Regions from separate parts of the Homo sapiens genome. Here region 2 is linked to region 1. A link is an interaction called in ENCODE POLR2A ChIA-PET data of the cell type or tissue named here. Cell type or tissue: MCF 10A. All regions are shown on one strand. Region 1 overlaps TRAK1 (trafficking kinesin protein 1). Region 2 overlaps TRAK1 (trafficking kinesin protein 1).

What was found. Peaks named below come from ENCODE experiments on the same cell type or tissue, not always from the same donor. Only the 100,000 strongest peaks of a DNase experiment are listed, where the experiment ranks them.
Region 2: POLR2A ChIA-PET joins it to region 1 with 12 read pairs; 6 of 35 experiments call an interaction of 5 or more read pairs at or near these places.

Annotation. Positions count from the first base shown.
Region 1 is chr3:42,187,926-42,195,925 of GRCh38, forward strand. It overlaps TRAK1 (trafficking kinesin protein 1), which reads left to right. Exons shown (of 16, transcript NM_001042646.3): 5 at 120-220; 6 at 1,091-1,199; 7 at 3,633-3,711; 8 at 5,150-5,280; 9 at 5,899-5,973; 10 at 6,879-7,016. Among named protein-coding and RNA genes, the nearest start is that of CCK, 74 kb to the right of the region's middle. RefSeq lists a silencer at 1,892-2,186 and enhancers at 2,698-3,198, 6,938-7,097. In MCF 10A, a CTCF peak has its summit at 3,399 (motif pointing left); a DNase peak (open chromatin) is centred at 3,406.
Region 2 is chr3:42,131,681-42,139,680 of GRCh38, forward strand. All of the region lies in intron 2 of TRAK1 (trafficking kinesin protein 1), which reads left to right. Among named protein-coding and RNA genes, the nearest start is that of TRAK1, 44 kb to the left of the region's middle. RefSeq lists a silencer at 3,093-3,254. In MCF 10A, no CTCF peak of the experiment used is centred here; a DNase peak (open chromatin) is centred at 3,551.

The DNA of each region.
Region 1 (8,000 bases):
CTTTCAATGGTGAATTTTCAGAAAAATATTGTCCCTAAGTGTTAAGTGTTGGAATGTGAGTCGGGGGGGACAGTATCACCTTTTGGGAAGCAAATGATGGGCCTGCTCTGCTTGTGCAGGTGTCTCAGCTCCGGCATGAGCTGTCCATGAAGGATGAGCTGCTTCAGTTCTACACCAGCGCTGCGGAGGAGAGTGAGCCCGAGTCCGTTTGCTCAACCCCGTAAGTCACCAGAGGGCTGTATTTCTGGAGGCCAGAGCACAGGCTGGCCGCTGTTGATGTCCTTGGAGTCACCTAGACAGGGTCACCTTCAGCAGCAATGGAGGTCAGCTGCTCTCAGCCTTCTCTGGACCAAACACCTCCAAGTGCCTCAAACAGATTGATTTTACTATTTTAGCGGGATATGGATGGACAGGTTTTTAGTTTTCCTTTTCCTGGGTCTTATTGCTTATTTGTCAATTTAGATTGATTTGCCCTGGCACATTAATGGATAATGGGTTAGGCTCTGCTGTTGGAGAGTATTCAGGGTTCTGGAGCCAGAGGTGCTGTGGCAGGTCCTTGGGACAGAAGGCGTGGTGTCTTCTCTGAGAGTCAGCAGATCCTCATGTTGGGAGCATGAACTCCAGAGCCCAGTGGGCTGGTTGCAGATCTTGGCTCTGGGACTTACTAGCTGCATGCTGTTGGCTAGGTTACTTAACCTCTGTACTTGTTTTGTCATTTGTAAAATGGAGATAACAGTAGAACTTAGGTCACAGAGTTATAAGCATTAATTGAGTTAAAACATACAGAGTACTTACAAATGCATTGTGAGTATTAAATAAACTCCCAGACATCCTGGAATTGTGTAGGCTTTAAACAGAGTTGGTCCCCTGAATTCTAAGGTGATGTGGCAAGTTGTGGATAAAGGGTTGAGATGTGGGTTCAGAATTGGTGGTGAGCCTGTGCACTGGGGGCGCTGTCTTCCTGGGGTTGGGAGAGCCGTCTGGTGGGTCATTGTCCTTCCTGCAAGCCCTTCTTTGTGTCTCCACATGGTTTGCCAGGTGGTGGGAGGAAATGCGTCTCCCTAGGTTGTGAGCGTACTTTCTCCCCCAGGTTGAAGAGGAATGAGTCGTCCTCCTCAGTCCAGAATTACTTTCATTTGGATTCTCTTCAAAAGAAGCTGAAAGACCTTGAAGAGGAGAATGTTGTACTTCGATCCGAGGTGATGTGCCCTCCCTTCTCTTGCCCCTGCTAGAAGGGTGGTGGCCCCATTCGCCTTATCTGGCAAGGACAACCATGGTTAAGTGCCCTCCTCAAAGCTGGCAGTCTGTGAAGAGCTGTACCAGGCGCTCGGCAGATGTGCCTCCTCTATGCTCTGGGCACTGCCTTCCAGCCCAACACATGCCTCCCTGGCTGGGGCAGGCAAACCTGGTGAATGACATGGTGTGTGGACTGGGAAGAGTTGGAGGGCCCCTCCTTCACAGTCACTCCTGCAGTGAGGTCTCCCATGGTGTTCTCCAGCTCTGACCACAGCACCTGTGGAGAAACCCAGCCTTGTTTTCATGCTGCCACAGATCAGATGCTCAAGGAAGTAGTCCATGGGTGCTCAGAGAGAGCCATATTTCTTTTTCTTTTTTTCTTTTTTTTTGAGATGGAGTCTCGCTATGTCACCCAGGCTGGAGTGCAGTGGTGCGATCTTGGCTCTGCAACCTTCGCCTCCCAGGTTCAAGCTATTCTCCTGTCTTAGCCTCCTGAGTAGCTGGGACTACAGACGCATGCCACCATGCCCAGCTAATTTTTGTATTTTTAGTAGAGACGAGGTTTCACCATACTGGTCAGGCTGGTCTTGAACTCCTGACCTCAGGTGATCCACCTGCCTCGGCCTCCCAAAGTGCTGGGGTTACAGGCGTGAGCCACCGTGCCTGGCAGAGTCATATATTTCTTAAACAATTAACTCAAAAAGGTTGAGCTGAGGCAACTTGGGGACTCATGCTTTTGAGTTTGTTTTATTGGCAAGGCAGTGTGCCAGGCATTTTGCCCACATTTTTTTTTTAGAGTTCACAGCAGGGCTGAAAGCTCGTTACTTTGATTCTCATTGGAACGGTGGGCCCCAGGCTGCTAGGTGTTTTGATAACCCGAGGTCATTTGAGTGAGTAAATGACAAAGCTAGGATTTGCAAGTCTGTGACTCTAAGCCCCTTGTTTTTCACCTTCACCCACTGCCCCTCTCTAGAAACACCGATAGGTGCAAATTTAGTACTGTTTGTCTTAATTAGTGGTGAGTTTCTGTTCTCTAGCCGAGGTATGGTGTGGTACAGTACGGCCCTGTTTATCAGGCCCCTGTGTGTCAGGTTGGAGCTGTGTGCCCACCTAGGCTGGCCCTGGGTTCTTGAGAGCCCCTTAATAGTGCAGACCATCTGTCAACTTGAACTTGCCCACACCTTGGTAAGATCTTCATGTCCCGTCTGAACAAGATGCTCTTCTGCACATCTTGTTCTGTTAGACCTCACCTCTTCCAGCACCTTGTTCACTGATGGGTCATGTAAACCCAGATTGACCAAGAAGTCTGCCTAGGTTTCCTCTGCCAGCCAGTTGCTGGGCAAGGCAACAGCCCTGTGCTCCCTATTCTGAGTTCAGTGCTACCTCTTCCAGCACCTGCCCCAGGTAAATGCTCCAGCCCCGGGCGCCCAGCAACTCACCCAAAGCTAGCTGAGGGAATCTGATCCCAGCTACAGATTCCTGCTACCCCACATCCATTTTCTGAAGTGTAATGATTTTCTGGGGCCAGGACTGAGGGCTCAGAGACACTTCTGTCTAACTGGGGCTCTTGCTTGCTTGCTTGCTTTGCCTCTTTCTCTCCCTCTTTCTCTCCTCCCTCCCTCCCTCTCTCCCTTCCTCCCTCCCTCCCTCCATGGGAGTCTTGCTCTGTCACCCACGCTGGAGTACAGTGGCGTGATCTTGGCTCAAGCAGCCCTCCCATCTCGGCCTCCCAAAGTGCTGGGATTATAGGTGTGAGCCACTGCGCCTGGTCTCGGGGCTTCTTCTTTGGGCCTTCAGATCTCTATCATCCCACCCTTTTCAGCCAGGGCAAGTTGTCCAGAGTCCTGGGGTGGCTCTTGTGCCTCTGCATTTTAATGCTTTTGTGTTGGACCTTGTTCTTACTAAGCTTGAACACAGCAGGTTTAACTCCAACTTGGGACCTCATATGTTCAGTGCCTGGCACATAGTAAGTGTTAGCCATTCCTGTGTGGTTATCCTTAGGATGCCTGCTGTGGGTAGTGTCCTAGGCACTGTGCGGGTCACAGAGCATCCATATTTATGAGCCAGGACAGCCACAAATAACAGATACAATGATAGGATGGTGGTGTTCGTGGTGTTTTTAACAGAGCAAGCTGTAGAGCACCTGTGCCCGTAGCTGTGTGTGGCGCCCTCTAGTGGTATGCGTTTTTCAGGTTTTCAGCTTTGAGTGCACATCCATTATTAAGCTGGGAATTCAGATGGACTTTCTGTATTTGAGGGTACGATGGGTGACAGGTGGGGGAATGCTAAGGGCAGCTTCCCAGACCCCAGTTAGCCTTTGCTTTATGCCTCAGCCCTTGCCTGCACCACCAGGCCAGGTGAGAATGTGGGGCCTCTGACCTGGGTCTTGTCTACAGGCCAGCCAGCTGAAGACAGAGACCATCACCTATGAGGAGAAGGAGCAGCAGCTGGTCAATGACTGCGTGAAGGAGCTGAGTATGTCCCCGCACTGCTGTCTTCTTACTTCCTTGCATCTGCTGTCATGATTAGACAGATTTGCGTCAGCCTTGCTAAAGTGCAGTCTCCTGCCAGCCTACGGCTCAGCAGCATTTTTCTTAAAACTAGAGGCCTCCCCAACCTTGTGTGGCACCCCCTCTCTATTATTTAGTGCTAAGTTGCCAGCTATGTATTATCTCAGTTTATCACTGAGGTGGATATTTAAATTTAATTTTGGCTTTATACTGGAATATTGGAATTTTTTTTTTTTTTTTTTTTTTTGAGACAGAGTCTCACTCTGTCACCCAGGCTAGAGTACAGTAGTTGCGATCTCGGCTCACTGCAACCTCTGCCTCCCGGGTTCAAGTGATTCTGCCAGCTTAGCCTCTCAAGTAGCTAGGATTACAGGCACCCACCATCATGCCTGGCTATTTTTTTGTATTTTTGTAGAGGCAAGGTTTCACCATGTTGGCCAGGCTGGTCTTGAACTCCTGACCTCAGGTGATCCACCTGCCTTGGCCTCCCAAAGTGCTGGGATTACAGGCGTGAGCCACCACCCCTGGCCAGAATATTGGAATTTTTTAATGCCTAAGTTAGGCCCAGCTACAGAAAACTGTGTTGAAAATGTGGCAGAACAGCTTACTACCAGTAATTTGATTTGTGGAAGCTGAAGCCAGGGTTCTCACCTTTGCAAATAAATATTTCTCTCCTCCTCTTCATTTTAAGTTTACAAGTTAAGACCAAAGGTCAAAATACTAAGTATATTGCATTTCGTCAAAGTACTAAGTATTTTGCATTTCGTCAAAGTACTAAGTATTTTGCATTTCGTCAAAGTACTAAGTATTTTGCATTTCGTCAAAGTACTATTTTGCATTTCGTCAAAGTACTAAGTATTTTGCATTTCAGCAAAATAATGATGAAACACACCTCATGTTCAAATCTAGTCAAGTGAGTTATGACTCTGAATATGGGTTGAAAACTCCAAGGAAATTGCACTGTGCAGTCAGTAGTTCCTTTTTAGAACTGGGTGCAGCAGGGGATTCCTGTTTAGTCACATGGGTTCTCTTGTGTGGAATGTGAGGATGTGGCTAGATGCACTCATGTTTTGTTTGTCACTTTCTATCTGACCACTGGAGCCTTCCTGATTTGTTCTGGGGAGACAGCCTTGGTTGGTGGGCTTGGGACCCTACACTGAGCTCAGGAGTGCTATCTAATGGGGTGAGATTCTTTTTCATAACTGATTGAGCCCTGAAGAAGCTGCTTTGCTTCTCCATGTGGGAAAATGGTCATTATGAGTTCCTTCCTGCACCCTCCCCACTCTACCCTGTCTTTTAGTAAGGATGGTTTTTCTTGTGCAAACCACAAAGAAACCATTCTCTCTGGGTCTGCATGTGTGGTTTTCTGACTTCCTCTCCTGATTGTTGCTTCTTTGTCAAAGGGGATGCCAATGTCCAGATTGCTAGTATCTCAGAGGAACTGGCCAAGAAGACGGAAGATGCTGCCCGCCAGCAAGAGGAGATCACACACCTGCTATCGCAAATAGTTGATTTGCAGAAAAAGGCAAAAGCTGTAAGGCTTCTCTGTTTATCTGGCTGATACAACAATGGCCATGCTGAGACGGGGAAGGGACATTTACTCCAGAAGACAGTGCTCTTTAGTTTCATATCTTAGCAGTTCGTGTTGCCGCTTTGCAGAAAAAGCTTAGTGGACTCAGTAGTATAAAACTGATTACCTGAATTGGTGACGAGTCTTATTTGTGACCTCTTATCTCCTAAAATTATATTGAATTCATTAAAAAGATGTTGTAAATATGGACTTTTGCAGTTTAACTTATGGATCATCTAGTCTAGTATTTGTTTTTACACAGTGCACTAGATATGTGCTGCAGTAGAGCAGTATCCTCTTCAGATTTAAGAAGAGGCAGCAAAATGGACTTTGCTATTAGTGTGGGGTAAAATGCTTCCAGAGAGCTTTGGAAGATGGGGGTGGGGCGGTGGGCTATAGAGAATGAATGTGGATATAGGAAAGACTTTACCTTCAAAATAATATAAAAAGCAGAATTTGAGTATAAGATGAGCATGTCCTTGTAGAAAGTGATGAGTTCATTACAGATTAGGTTAATAAGAGGGAAAAAGTTGGACTTTTACCAAGTATCTTAGGAAGTGATCTATCTTTGCCATGCTTTAGTGCGCAGTGGAAAATGAAGAACTTGTCCAGCATCTGGGGGCTGCTAAGGATGCCCAGCGGCAGCTCACAGCCGAGGTGAGCACCTCTCCCTCATTCCTTCAGTGCCTCTGATTGCAGCCAAGGTGGATTAGCCTTCCCGGACAGCTTTAGTCACGTCCATCGCAACTACTGTTTTTATTTTGAATTTCATTTCATTTTTATTCGTGGGAGAGTAAACCCAGTTGCACCTTGGTTCTGTGCCCACTGACACTGTTACTGGTTATGGGCACCTGTGTGGCAGGGCTCTACACCAGCTGAGCCTGGCACGTGCAGGTGTCCAAAAAATGTTCAAAGAAATGAAACAATACAACACAGAGCACTCTGGGAGAGGAATCTCACAGGTGTGGCTTGAAACATGGGTGTGACGATTTTCTTTTTCTTTCTCTCTTTTTCTCTTTTTGAGATGGGGTCTCATTCTGTCACCCAGGCTGGAGTACAGTGGCATGAGCATGGCTCACCGCAGCCTCGACCTCTCCAGGCTCAGGTGATCCTCCTGAGTATCTGGGACTACAGGTGTGGGCTACCACACCCACCTAATTTTTGCTTTTTTTTTTTTGAAAGATGAGGTTTTCCCATGTCGCCCAGGCTGGTCTCAGCTTCTGTGCCCAAGCAAACTGCCTGCCTTGCCCTCCCAAAGTGCTGAGATTACAGCTGTAAGCCATCATTCCTAGCCTGATTTTTCTTTTGCATGAAGTTGGTTTTGTTTCATTTGCCCATTGTTGGTATTTTAGAAGATTTCTGAGTCTGTAAGCTTGCCTCAAGTCAAAGAAAAAGCAAGCCTTTGAAAATTCTGTTATTTGGCCACAGGCGCACAGGGCAGCTGGTTCCACACGTGCTGGGGACTCTTAGATTGCTGTGTCTTTCTGGCCTTCGGATGGGCAGATGTGTGTACACCTGGGTGCTCAGGAGATCCTGACCCTCTGTGTCTTTCCTGCCTGCAGCTGCGTGAGCTGGAGGACAAGTACGCAGAGTGCATGGAGATGCTGCATGAGGCGCAGGAGGAGCTGAAGAACCTCCGGAACAAAACCATGCCCAATACCACGTCTCGGCGCTACCACTCACTGGGCCTGTTTCCCATGGTGAGCTGTGCTTTCTTCCCAGCCAGAGGACAGGAGGGGTTCTGGTGACAGGAGCACAGTGTCTGACATTCTGGCCACTGGAGTTGGGTGTTCACAGTTCGCTTCTCGTTGTACAGTTCAGATCTGAGTCTGAATCAAGGACACTTGAATCTGACTGGTGGTTTCTTAACTACATAAGACAAATTGGTTATTTTCTGTTCCTCTAAATCTGTGGTCTTTTCTACTCCTGCCATTAAAAGATAAATTTAGTAGGAACTTGCTTTAGTGGGAACCTGAGGTATTTGGAAGATCTGACTCATACAGGTTGAGCATCTCTAATCCAGAATGCTTCACAATCCAAAACTTCCTGAGCACTGACATGATGCATTGTAGACATTTAATAGACATTACGTTTAGACGGATAGTTGGACAGATAGACAGATGGCCTAAAGAGCAAACTCAAGAACTCCTGTGTATTCCAGCTCTATTTCCATGGTTTGATGAAATGCTAAATGCTCTCTGAGGAGAGAAGAGCTTTTGAGAGAAACTCCCCCAAGTGAGATAGGAGCGGATGGCTGCGTAAATGCTCGTGAGATTCTGTCCCTTCTGAAATTGGCCTTTTCCTTGGAGCTCTTTCCCTTCAGCCCCCATTGCTGACCCCCAGCAGATACTATCCCCATCCCCCACTCCTTGTTGTCTGGCCCACCTTCCCTAAATCGTGATTTCTTTTCTTCTTTGCTCCCATGCATCAAAGTCAGGAAGTCAGGCTAGAATAGCCACCACCCCCTCTCCGCCTCAAGAAGCTTCACTGAAATCTGAGGGAAACAAAAAGAAAGACATATAACATAGTCAGCTTTCTAGGGCACAGATGGGTGATCCAGTGATTCCAGGAATCTCAGTAAAAGCAGCAAAGAATATTCAGTCCCCCAAGTTCCCTGATCTAGCGCTAACCACACTTGGCTCACACGCTGGCCTGTGTAGCTTTGCAGGCTCCTTACCTGGGTT
Region 2 (8,000 bases), 56 kb before region 1:
GCACTCCAGCCTGGGTGACAGAGTGAGACTCCATCTCAAAAATGAACAACAAACAAATAAAAATAAATAAAATTTAAAAAAAAAATACAATCCTTGGCCAGGCGTGGTGGCTCACGCCTGTAATCCCATCACTTTAGGAGGCCAAGGCAGGCAGATCATATGAGCCCAGAAGTTCGAGACCAGCCTGGGCAACATGATGAAACCCCATCTCTACAAAAAATTAAAAAAAAAAAAAAAAAAAGCTGGGTGTGATGGTATGCACCTTGTAGTCCCAGCTACTCAGGAGGCTGAGGTGGTAGGATTGCTTGAGCCTAGGAGGTGGACGTTGCAGTGAGCCAAGATCGTGCCACTGCACTCCAGCCTGGGCAACAGAGCGAGACTCTGCCTCAAAAAAAGAAAAAGGAAAAAACCAGCCCTGGAACCAGTCCCCTGCAGATACCAAAATCCATGGATGCTCAAGTCCCTGATATGAAATGGCATAGTATTTGCATTTAACCTGTACACATCTTTCCATATACTCTAAGTCTAGATTACTTGTATTACTTGTAAATGCTATGTTTTTTGTTTTTTTTTTTTTGTTTGGTGTATTTTTTTTTTTTGAGTCAGTCTTCTCCTGTCACCCGGGATGGAGTGAGTGCCTTGGTGCCATCTTGGCTCACTGCATTCTCAACCTCCCAGACTCAAGCCATCCTCCCACCTCAGCCCCCCAGTAGTTGGGACTACAGGCACATGCCACCATGCCTCGCTAACTTTCATATTTTTTTGTAGAGACAGGGTTTTCACCATGTTGCCCAGGCTGGTCTCAAACTCCTTGGCTCAAGCATTCCTCCCACCTCAGCCTCACAAAGTGCTAGGATTATAGGAGTGAGCCACCATGTCCAGCCTAAAATTTTGTATTGTTATTTTATATTGTTTTTTTCCCCCTGAATATTTTTGATCCGTGGTGGATACAGAGGCCTGACTATATATCCTCCCCAGGCCCCACCGTCAGGCATAGTCATTCTAATTGATCCTCAGGTGACTGTGATGTACTCCTCTAAATGTTGGCGTGCCCAGCCTGCTTCTGTCTATATCCTCTCTCCCAAGGCTGTAATACCAGCCACATGTTGGTGACTGCCAAATGTATGCCCACCCTGACCTTCCCTTCCTCCCTCAGCCTCATGTACCCACATACTGAGATTATTAACTCATCCATTGCGGAAAGTGGATTGTTCCCCCTCCACACACATTTGTCTTAATAAATACAACGTGGTTTACCCCATTTCTGTATCCTCCTGGCCATCCACTGGCCCTGTTAATTCTTCCTCCAGATATATCCCAGACCCGTTCTCTGACCTGGCTGCTGCCACCCTTGATGAAGCTACTGCCATCTCATCCCTGGACAGCTGTAACTGCTCTCCCAGCTTCCACTCTTGCTTCTCTGCTGTACTCTTTGGACCCAGCAGCCTGGCTTGTCTTTTTTTGAAATCCAACTGGGTCATGCCGCTCCTTTGTTTCCCATTGCCCTTTGGATAAAATGCGGGGTCTTCGGAGACTCTGTGACCTGGCTCTTGGCTCTATCCAGCCAGCCTCGTTCCACCCTCTCCTTACCCTATAGCAGCCCCACCAGTGCTTCCAGACCCTCGAATACACCAAACTCCCATGACCTTGGATCATGCCGCTCCCTCGCTACCCCTCTTCCTTTTCTTTTTTTGTTTTGTTTTTAAAGTTTTTATTATTTCTCGAGACTGGGTCTTGATATGTTGCCTAGGCTGGCCTCGAACTCCTGGGCTCCAGCAGTCCTCCTGCCTCAGCCTTCTGAGTAGGCTGGGACTACAGGTGCATACTGCTGTGCCCAGCTTCTTTTCTGTTCTTTGGTTCTCAACAGAAGTGTGCTGTCCATGACAAGCCTTCCTTGACCACCCCATCTGTGGCATCCCCCACTTCCGTTGCCTTTTTCCTGCCTTCATAGCTTTCATCAATCTTTATTTGCTTATGTAAAGATAACCAATAATTATAATAATGACTCACATCTACTGAGTGCTTACCACTTGCCAGCGTTGTGCTAAATGCTTTACCTTTACGAGCACTGCAGGACATAGACACTAGATTTGTTGTAGTGCATAATCCTCTTTTTGTTTAAACAATTTTTCAAATATATTACAATTGTTTTATCTAAATTGAATTGGCCTTTTAATCCTTGTTTCAAGATATTAAAGTTAGTTTATGCAGATGTAACACTTTTTTTATAGCAATGTAAATGGACTAAAAATTTTTTTAAAAAGAATACTTTTAATACTATTGATGAAATAATAAACACATTGATATAATTACATTAATAAGCAAAACAGGCGTGAACAGACAGGTTGGGAACACACACATGACCATTTTTCCACTGGGAAAATGCTCAATTCACAAGAGCCCAGATGCCTAGGCACATGAGACAGTGGTCAGCTGGTCGGCAGTATCAGCAGGCTGTGGGCCTTTCCTTCCTTCCTCCCCTTCCCCTTCCCCTTCCTCTTCCCCTTCCCCCTCCCCTTCCCCTTCCCCCCTCCCCTCCTCTCCTCTCCCCTTCCCTCCCCTCCCCTTTCCTCCTTTCTTCCTTACCTTTCCTTTCCTTTTACCTTACCTTACCTTACCTTAATCTTGCTCTGTTGCCCAGGCTGGAGTGCAGTGGTGGCAATCACAGCTCACTGCAGCCTTGACCTCTTGGCCTCAAGTGATCCTTCTGTCTCAGCCTCCCGAGTAGCTGGGACTGCAGGTGCATGCCACCATGCCCAGCTAGTTTTAAAATGTTTTGTAGAGACAAGGTTTCACCATGTTGCCTCGGCTGTCTCACGCTCCTGGCCTCAAGTGATCCACCTGCCTTGGCCTCCCAAAGTGCTGGGATTACAGGTGTTAGCCACCATGCCTGGTCTCTTTTTTTTTTTTTTTTTTTTTTTTTTGAGACAGAGTCTCGCTCTGTTGCCCAGGCTAGATTGCAGTGGTGCGATCTCAGCTCACTGCAAGCTCTGCCTCCTGGGTTCACGCCATTCACCTGCCTCAGTCTCCTGAGTAGCTGGGACTACAGGCGCACGCCCGGCTAATTTTTTTGTATTTTTAGTAGAGACGGGGTTTCACTGTGTTAGCCAGGATGGTCTCGATCTCCTGACCTCGTGATCCACCCACCTCGGCCTCCCACAGTGCTGGGATTACAGGCATGAGCCACTGCACCTGGCCTTTTTTTTTTCTTTAGAGACAGTCTTGCTCTGTCACCCAGGCTGGAGTGCAGTGGCATTAATTATAGCTTACTGCAGCCTCGAACTCCTGGCCTCAAGCAATCCTCCTGCCTTTCCTTCCCAAAGCTATGAAATTGCAGACAGGAGCCACCATGCCTGGCTGGTTTTTGGGGGCCATGGCAAGTGCAGGCTTGTCAGAGGAATTGGAGAAGCAGGGATTAGTTAGGAAAACCTCTCCACTTCTTGTGTTTCATGCCAGGTAGTGTTTGTAACTTCAGAACCCGCCCTTACCTTACCTACCTACCATGTTATGCTCATTTCACCTACTGTCCCCTGCTGTATAGGGAGTGCCTTGAGGGCAGAGATCATGTTAGTTTTGTTCCCTCTTCTGTACAGAGGGTGGAGCCCAGTACCTGGCACAGCTGAAGGAGGAATGTGCTGCTGCTGTCTCTGTATTTCCAGGTACTCCTTGTTGACCTCTAGCCAAGACAAGGAACCTCCTTATGAGATGTCATCTTCTGAGCTCTCTTGATGGAGGGAATACCACGGTGATGATTGAATATGAAAAGTCTTGGCACAGTGGCTCACACCTGTAATCCCAACACTTTGGGTGGCCGAGGTGGGAGGATTGCTTGAAGCCAGGCATTGAGACCATCCTTGGCCACCAAACGAGACCCCATCTCTACAAAAAAAGAAAAACAAAACCAAAAAAACATGAAAAGTCTCATCCAGGGTATTTCCCACTGGGAGTTTTACTTTCGGCCTGTGTTTGTGTGGAATTGGACTGTGTGTGGGAACATCCCAGCTCTCTTCCTCGTCTGACTAGTCATCCCTGGCTTTTTGTCTTTGTTTTTAGCTAAGTCCCTTTTTCTTTTTGGTGTGGTTAGATGTGGTCATCTGTCAGTGCTCTGGCTTGGGGTCTTCTCTTGCCTACATCTTCTTTGCTTTGGCTGTTGCCTCTCTGCAGGTGATGGCTACGTTTCTCTCTACTGCCTGAATATGTTGCCAGAATGTCATAGAAACTGAACGTGTGCTTGCCATCCTCACACTAGCTGTTCTTACCACCTGCCCGACTTCCATAGAAACTCGGGGTGGACATGCGCCAGGCCCTCACCAATGACCCTGTCCATTCTCATAGGTGCCTTCCCCTGTTCTCCTAAATCCATCGATGCTAAGTTTGTACCTCAGTCCTGGTTCTGAAACCTGTTTCTCTATCATCATAAAGAAATCATGGAACCTCTGTGTACTTTGGTTTACTTTTTTGGTGGGTTTAAGGAAGATTCTGTGACTTCATTGGTGATGACATGGCATTGGGAGATAGGGTCCATTTCTGATTTTCAGAGTGAGGAAGCAGGCATGTGTGTTACTGTTTTAGAGAATTGTGGCACCTACCCTGTTCTTCAGCTCTTGGTACCTGGCCTTGTAATGAACACGAATGATCTTTAAAAGAAGTTAGATTTTAAAAATAATATTTTTGTGGCTCACACTTATAATCCCAGTGCTTTGGGAGGCCTAGGCAGGAGGATTGCTTGAGACAAGGCATTTGAGACCAAGCTGGGCAACATAGGGAAACCCCCATCACTATAAAAAAATGTTTAAAAATTACCCAGGCGGTGCATACCTGTAGTCCTAGCTACTCAGGAGGCTAAGGTGGGCGGGTCACTTAAGCCAGGAGTTCGAGGCTGTAGTGAGCTGTGATCATGCCAGTGCATTCCAGCCTGGGCAATTGAGTGAGACACTGTTTCAATACAAAAGAAAAATAAATAAAAAATAAATAAATAAATAAATAAATAACATTTCTTTTCTTTCTTTTTGTTTTTTTTGAGATGAAGTCTGGCTCTGTTGCCCAGGCTGGAGTGCAGTGGCGTGTTCTTGGCTCACTGCAATCTCCACCTCCTGGGTTCAAGTGATTTTCCTGCCTCAGCCTCCCGAGTAGCTGGGATTACAGGCACATGACACCACACCAGGCTAATTTTTGTGTTTTTAGTAAAGACAGGGTTTCACCCTGTTGGCCAGGCTGGTCTCAAACTCCTGACCTCAGGTGATCCACCTCAGGCTCCCAAAGTGCTGGGATTACAGGCGTGAGCTACCGTGCCTGGACAAAATAATATTTCTATCACAAAAGTATGCTGATTTTAGGTGATTTGAAAATAAAAACAAAAAGATGACTAACATAGTAACCACCACTCACTTTTTGTGAGATTTTTTTCTAGATTTTTTTTTTCTGCAACACATTTATTTAAGGACATAATGCATTTTAAATAAATATTGTATGTTGACCATTTCCTTTGGCATTAAATTTCTTGAAAAACACAATTTTCAGCATTGCTTAATATTCTGTCATTTATATTTGACCATTCATCTATTATTAGGAATCCAGGCTATTTCTGTTTCTTCCCCAAATAACACATGGGTGAATACCCTTTTACTTCTGGATATCAGGCCAGATAGTACTTACAAGCAATTTGCCTGAAAACACTGAATTTGGTTATTTAAGAAGCCTGAACACATCCTAAAGATTTTTTTATCCGATACCTGAGGAGGGATGTCTTACCTCTTTCTTAGTTTGTGCAGGTTGTTATTCATTAGTGAATGTTTGGAAAATAACAAACAGGTAATGGTCAGGAAGGTGATGACTAAAGTTTATGTGAATATGGCATATCATTTCAAGAAAGATGGGTTTTTTCCCTTAAACTCAAAGTTATCAAGAGATCAACTTCTCAAACTTTGGACCAAGGGCAGTTTTGTGGGGGAAAGCAGTAACGTATGCTATTTGTGGAGTTTAGCTAGAATTGATAGATGCACCTGATCCCTGTGGAGTAGTTGATATCTCTGTGTGGGTTGGGTAACGCTGCTTTATAGTGAAGCTTTTCTTCTTCCAAGTGCCTCTGAGAGGAGAGAAAGTGGTTGGAGACCCACCAGTCCTGCGTTAGAGGGCCATTTCTCCATCATCCACGGACTAAATATGTGACCTTGAGCAAATCACTTATCACTGCATTGGGACTCGGTTTCTTATCTGGAAATTAATCAGCATTAAATATTTTATGGTTCTCTGAATGTTTCTTTGAGAGATTTTCACTCTCTAGTTAATGGTATCCCATGATGAAGTTTTTTAAAATTGTTTTTTGTTTTATGACCATTTCTTAATTTGAGTTTCTCTGTATTGCAAAATAGGCATTAAGAGAATAGGGACCTTTAATTTTTGTTTTATAGAAATTGTAGTGTGGTTTTCTTTTTCAAATGCAAGTGCTGTTAAATTGCTTTCAGGTGATAATGTAGGAACATCTTATAAGTATTCTCAGAACCCTATAGACATATGCACTTAACTCTCTAAGCATGTTTTAAATTACACAGGACTTTTCTTGTTAAGATATAGATATGTACAAGGCTTAAATTCTAGTAGATTACAAATCGTCGAAAATAATTTTCATCTTCAGAGAGTAAATTAATGGAGCAGAGTCCATGTCTGCTTGAATGGGCCAATATCCTCTTCCCAGGGCGTTGTATTGAATAGGTGCCTAATGAATGCTTCTTAAATAAGCGAAAATGCAAAGACATATTTTTAAATTTAAAAAATAAGCTTTCTCCTTCCTTATCTTTTTCCATAAAAACAAAACAAGATTTAAAACTCATGTATAGAATAACAAGATCGTTTTATTTGTTGCCACTTTCCAAAGATTGCCTTCATTTTAATTAAAATCCTAAGTGAAACAAAAATAGAGACACTGGCCAGATGTGGCGGCTCACACCTATAATCCCAGCACTCCCGGGGGCTGAGGCAGGAGGATTGCCTGAATCCAGGAGTTCGAGACCAGCCTGGGGAACATGGTGAGGCTCCATATCTATTAAAAAAAAAAAAAAAAAGTACAGACACCACAAAATGCAGTACACCTATATAAATTAAATGAATAAATAGCACACAGTGCTGACCTTCTGAAGGGGAGTGTGGTCATAATTTTATTATTTTATGAGGTGGTGACCTAAAAGAAAGCATAGGGGGTGTGTGTGTGTGTGTGTGTGTGTGTGTGTGTGTGTGTGTGTGTGTGTTTGGAGGAGGGGTACCTCTTGGAACATCAAAGAGTCTGTTGTCACCTAGACGTGTGCGTGGTGAGGCAGGGTTGAATGAAGGAAGGAAGGATAAATTATTGGGGTGGAGTAGGGGTTGTGCTGAGTTGGAAAGGGGATCTAATTCCCAGGAACTTTTCATTATCATCTGCTAACAAAGCTAATGGCAAGATGTATACATTATAATGTATTTATAAGTAGTTATCAAGAATTTCTTTTGTGTAAATGCCCAAGTACTCTGGCTGTGTCCTTTCTGTCATCCCTAAGCTCTGGGGCCATTTTGTTTACAGGCAAGGACCTAAGTGAGCCCTGAGAATTGTGCCTTCTCTTCTCTTACTGCTCACGTATGCGGTCTCTTTCTTGGGCCCATTTTTCACCACTGTTAGTTGACACAGACGTCTGCAGGATCAAAGGTAGAAGCAGAGACACCCTGGAGCACAGTCACTTTCTCTACATTAGCCAAATGCAGTCATGATGCCTCCACCCAGGTGTGGGCCTGGGTCTCAGGTGCTGAGTGGAATTGAGGGTGCCCGTCTTGGGGAAGTAATCAAAGGCAGCCTCATACCAGGGTGCACGACAGCACCAGGAGCCTTTCACAGTGTCTAGTGAGCACTGCAGCCAGGTACTCATACTGGTCAGCAGACCTACCCTCATGGTCCCTGGGCTTACTTACTTTGTCACCTGTCACCTGCCAGGTTTCATTTTTTGTCATCAAACCCGATTCCAATGTTGAGTATT